Regions from separate parts of the Mus musculus genome. Here region 1 is linked to region 2. Evidence: chromatin loops called from intact Hi-C (ENCODE). Cell type or tissue: heart. All regions are shown on one strand. Links, peaks and the distances in the headings refer to the core of each region. The heading gives the core; the rest is flanking DNA.

What was found. Peaks named below come from ENCODE experiments on the same cell type or tissue, not always from the same donor. Only the 100,000 strongest peaks of a DNase experiment are listed, where the experiment ranks them.
Region 1: it touches region 2 in a loop (2.7-fold over the local background); 15 of 42 quality-filtered maps call a loop at or near these places.

What each region holds. Positions count from the first base shown.
Region 1 is chr17:30,946,826-30,949,754 of GRCm38, reverse strand. The region is part of intron 1 of Gm41562 (a long non-coding RNA gene); the gene reads right to left. Among named protein-coding and RNA genes, the nearest start is that of Gm41562, 2.5 kb to the right of the region's middle. In heart, for the core only: no CTCF peak of the experiment used is centred there; a DNase peak (open chromatin) is centred at 1,187.
Region 2 is chr17:30,843,230-30,846,158 of GRCm38, reverse strand. All of the region lies in intron 88 of Dnah8 (dynein, axonemal, heavy chain 8), which reads right to left. Among named protein-coding and RNA genes, the nearest start is that of Gm41561, 14 kb to the left of the region's middle. In heart, for the core only: a CTCF peak has its summit at 1,503 (motif pointing left); no DNase peak of the experiment used is centred there; H3K27me3 peaks cover 424 bases.

The DNA.
Region 1 (2,929 bases), core at 134-2,633, 100 kb before region 2:
TCTGGGGAGGATCCATCCTGTAAGGTCTCACTATACTCAGACAGTGCAAAGTTCATCAGACTATTAATCCCATCCACTCCCAGTCACTGTATGGGTATCAGGTTATACATCCCTCCCTTTGAAGGAAGAAACCTGCGTGTTTAATATTCCACACTACCTTAGCACTTCTTTATGAACACAAGGACCTCCATGCCTCCTACAAACATACATGTGCACATAACATATTCCCATGTGCGTATACACATAAACATACACATTGCACACATGTACAGATACATAAACATACATATTTATATGCACACAAATGTGCACATACATGCATATAAATACAGACATGTACATACACATAAATATATACATGTTCATGCATGTAAACATATACATGTACATACCCACAAATATGCACATGTTTACATAAATATACACATGTACAAACATAAACATACACATACATACACATACAAATATATACATATGCATGCATGTAAACATACATGCATACACATAAACATACACATGTACATGTGCATATAAATATGCACATTATACACATATACACACATGTATACACATATAAATATATACATGTGCATGCATGTAAACACACATATACATGCGCATAAACACATAAATGTACATATACACAGAATTATGCACATGTACACACATAAATGTACCCATGTATATACACACATATATACACCTGTATTCACATATGCATATACATGTAGATACATAAACATATACTTGTACTCATATAAATATACACATGAACATACATACATGTACACATGTATGCACATATATTTACACATATTCCATTATTAGCACATGACCCTGAGACCTGGTAATGTTCTTCAAAACCTCTAGGGAAAACACTGACTCTCACAGTGTTTTATCTCAGAGTAGCAGAAACTCTCATTTCACCCCAGCTGTCTAGCAGGAGATCATGAAGATAACCCACACCAGCAGTTCAAACATCCCCTTGCTGGCTACAACCTCCTGCCTCTTGGCCAGTTCAGGACCTCAACCCTGCATGCCTTCCATTTACCTCAAATCAGCCAGCCCTCTGCTTTCCCTGCCTCACCATAGATCACCTTAGGCTGCAGGCCTATCACTTCAGGAACACCCGGGTCCCATGACCTCAATTGTCTTTCTGTCCCACCTCTTCCTCCAGCCCATTTGGCAAAGCATGCATGGAGATGCACAGAGCCATCTTTCTGTTTCCATGGAAGCCTGCTGGAGAAAGTCATGTGACCATCTGGATAAGGACTCAGTATCTAACTAGCTTCTACATTCCCTTCCTATCCTACTTCCTGAATGACTATTTCAAATATTTCCCCTTTCTAAAATCTACTTCCACTCTGTTCCTACCTCAAGCCATGTAGCACATTTATGGAAGACAACTATATGTGCTGTTCTCAATCCCGTGAGCCTTCTGTGCCGTCCCCTTCCTCCCCTTCTGTGCTTGGGACAGTGGGGATGTCCCTCTGTATCTAAGCCCTGCTCGTACTTGGACTCTCCCACCTTCCCAGTCTCCTAGGGTGCGTCTTCCTGATTCTACCTCTGCGTTCTCTTATGAGAACTCTCTTCCTCTCTTTGTTGTTTTGTTTTGGAGTTAGAATCTCACTACGTAGCCCAGGATGGCCTGGAACTGGCTATGTAGCCCAGGTTTGCTTCAAACACAACGTTTATTCTGCCTTCATCTCCCAAGGACTGGGATTGCAGGTGTCTATCATCACGTGTATGTAGCTAAATCTTAGTTTGACTGATCTTCTCATCAGTCGTTGGCTTTTAGACATGCTTTGGTCTTCCCAAGGGGTGGGGGGAGAAGGCAGGGAAGGAGGGAGGGAAAGAAAGAACTCTTTCCCGTCACTTCATAAATCCCTTCCTTTCCACAGCCCACATGCCTACTGTCTGTGTTTCCCTGGTTCCTCTCACTCCTTTACCTCTTTCTAAGTAGGGAAAACCTCGCAGAGATGCACCTTGTGCATGAAGCACATTTATCTCGAATGCACAGCTCAGTGAAGATTTACCTGCAGCCACTGCCTTAATCCAGATATGCAGCATTGGCAGGAATGTGATGTACCTGTCGTTTCACCAGGTATTTCCACTCGATGGCACACCTGGTGGGCAAGTCCACAGCAGTGCTTTTCAAAGGCTTGTTTTACTTGCGGTTATGTGTGCCTGTGAGTGAGGATGTGCCCATGTGAGCACAGTGCCTGTAGAGACTAGAAGAGCGTGTCGGATCCCCTGAGACAGAGGTGGATGCTCGGAATTGAACTCAGGTCACCTGTAAGAGCGGTGTTTGGTGTTTGCTCTTAGCTACTGAGTCATCATCTCTCAGAGCCTCTCCGTGGTGCTCTTGTCTCTCTTCAACTGCGTAGAGCTTCACTTAGCAGCTGTCCTGCCATCGGTGGACATTATTCCTTTGCTCTTACAAGCGACACGTGAATGAACACTTTTGTATAGGCATCATTTGTGTTTTTGACTGTGTGCATTCGGCATGTTTCTCTCTCTCTCTCTCTCCCTCTCCCTCTCCCTCTCTCTCTCTCTCTCTCTCTCTCTCTCTCTCTCCCTCTCTCTCATACTGGGAATTGAACCCCGGGCCTCACTCATGCTGGGCAGGTAGACAGGTATCTGTTGCTGAGCTACAGCTTTGGCTCTCAGCTCAGATTCTTGAAAAGTAGCCCGAGGCAAAAGATATTTGCCATTTGTGTTACTGATTTCTCCTGAGAGAGACTGCGGCAGTTTGCATTTCTATCAGGACTACTGAGGACATTTCTCCAGAATGACTGTTTCCCCATGGACTTGCTATGAACATAGGTGGATCAACTTAATTATATGGAGATTTAATGGATTTATTCCTATAATGGATTTATTCATTTAATGGATATATATATATATATATTCACCTTTCTTTATATTT
Region 2 (2,929 bases), core at 133-2,632:
CTTATGAAGCTATCTAAGAAGAACCTTCAAAACTTGGGTATTAGTGGGGAACCCTGAAGAGCTGACCCGCTTTGAGTGACAAGCTCCCCAGGTCGCTCCATCACCCATTTTATTAGACACGGAAAGCCCTTCCCTGGCATTCCAGGGCTGTCCGCCTTGCATTTCCTTTTTCTACGATGTGGTTTTATGTTTGCAAAGATGCAAAAGACAAGTGCCTAGTCAGCGGGCTCCGAGGGATAATTGCAAATACCTCTACATGCTTCAAGATCCCAAGGGCTTTCGGCGAGAACAGTCTCCACAGATGCTTCGAGATGAAGCATGAAGACTCATAATCCACCGACTTCAGTCCTGAGTTACTTCCTGGCGATTTCCCTTCGGGATGAAGGTGAGAGGAGACGCTATTTGGCCGCCGTAATTTGGCGGTTCAGGGAACTGGGAGTCACAAATAGCAAAAAAAAAAAAAAAAAAAAAAAAAAAAAAAAAAAATGCAAAACAACTGAAAGATAGCAAGCACAGCCTATAAAATAAACAATCAGCCACCTAATGAGGGATCAGCACACAGCTATTTCCAGATCAGCACATGAAATATCAATGAGCATAATTTAAAAAAAATTCCAAAACTCAAAAATTGCCAGTTAATTCTAAGAGGAACGTGTTTATATTTGCCCTGCATAGAAATGAGTTGAAACACGGTAACAAGGCATTTGATAAATTTTGGAAGGTAGAAAAATATGCATAACCCGCTAATGAGAAAAAGAGACAAAATAAATAACTGCTTTTGACACCGAGATAGAGGAATTTGCGGAGTCTTTGGTACCTTATAAATCTAGATAATAAAATGTGAATACACTGTACATTTTTATAGCCTCTGTCACCGAGATAGCCAGCCTCGTGGGAGAGATTTTACTTATTTTAAAGCATTTAATTCGGTGTGATCTCCCTCCACCACCACCTTCAGAGGCTCTGCATTTTGAAACAAAGATCAAAGAGGGAGAAGGCCCGTGATTCCCTTCTACAGATTTCTCTCCTTTGAGATTTATGGACGTGAACTTCAGAAGGCAGGTCCTCATAAACAGGGGACAATTCTTCACCATGGCCCATGACACCCATGGGACTATGTAGGAGCAAGATTGCTGTTGAATGGCATAGTGAGTCCTCTGACTGGGAACATTCACACCGACTAAGCTGCTGCTTTGTAGAGTCCTTGTCTTGTGGCTTTGACTTTTGCCTCAACTCCCCTCCTTCTGCCCACCCCCCCCCCCACACACACACACACCCCATGAGGCTCTATGTTTCCCTTGGGAGCGGGAACACTTTCACTCTTAAATCCTATGTTGTCCCAACCTCCCAGGTCAGATGTGGCAGGGGCGTGTTGGATTACGCCATTTTTTACATAGCCCCTGAAGAACTGAGACTTGCTGGGGTAAGAGGGGGGGGGGGGTAGTTTGTAGCTAGAAAATGTGTCCCTTATTGCTTACTGCCTCCTGGTGGCCATCAGGGAACAACAAGAGAGCAGGAGGCAGGAGCCTCTGGAAAAGAAAACCTAACGATTTTTAAAGCAAGATCATTTGGGGGGTAGGATTCTAGTCGCCAGATACTTCAGGGCCCAGAGGGAAAGAAGAATTAAACCCCCAAAACAAAACTCACCCGGGGACTGGTAACTTTCCAAACACAGCTGCGGGATACAGCTGGCCAGTCGCCTGGTGAGGCAGGAACTGGAAACAAGAGTATGAAGTGCAGGCAAGAGGAGACTCAGCAATGGGGGAACCCCAAGCAGAAACCAAGTGGGAAGATGGGAACTCAGCCAGATCCGAGGAGCTAAGTGAACAAGCCCCGGGGCCGACAGGCATCACCAGCCGAAAGAGTTCTCCATCAGTGGAAGAGACCCAGGGCTCTGAGCAAAGCTCTTGGCACAGTTTTTGGAAGGTGCCAGCTTAGGCTTCCTAGAGAGAGCCTGCCGGATGTCTTCCAGAACCCTCTCTCTGCCATCCTTGAGCAGCAATGAATGAACATAAGCTATAGAAGAAAGTTGTAGGCCTTGGCAATATGCTCAATGCATCCTGTCAGATCTGGTTTATGACGTGGCCTGCCACTTTGTCCCACCTATCACCATCCCTGATTTAGGTCAGTATCCACACAGTAGATCCCTGGATCTACCCACCAGGTCTGGGTCTCTAACATGTTTTAAGACTCTAGACAAGGTTGCTGTATTGGGGCTGCTCTAGATAAGGTTGCTCTATTGAGGATGCTCTAGATAGGGTTGCTCTACTGAGGATGCTCTAGATAAGGTTAGAGAGGTGGCAATAGATTCCATTGTGCTCTAAGTGCCCTGGAAACCATCAAAGAAGAGAAGAGGTAGCAGTAGGGGAGTATCAAGGAGGCCATGGATCCATTTGGAAGCTTGAGTTACCTGAGAGAATTCATATAGGAAAATTAGTCTGGTGCTTTGCCACCGTGTGCTTTGCCCATCAGTGACTAAGGATGTGCTGAGCTGGGTCTCATTAAAGAGGACCCCTGACTTGTCTGGCATTCACCTGTGTTGATGTCTGTGGCCCCTATGGTTTCTCTCGGATGCAGCGACTCATGGTAGCAACGTGGCTGTCCACAGATGCCTGAAAGATTATTTTGACTAGAACATTCCTTTTGGAGAGAGGCCAAATGGCAAGCAACACTTCTACCTTCAAAAGCAGAGGCAAAACCAAAGAAGGAAACAGGACACAAATCCTGCAACATAGGTCACAGATAAAAGATGGGAATCGTGTGTGTGTGTGTGTGTGTGTGTGTGTGTGTGTATACACACACACACACACACACACATATATATATGTATACTTAAAAGGGGACTCAAATTGCTATTGGAGAAGAGTGGACAAGTCTATGTCGATAACACTTAGGTATAGAAAAACTCAAAGTAAGAAAGACTATCTTC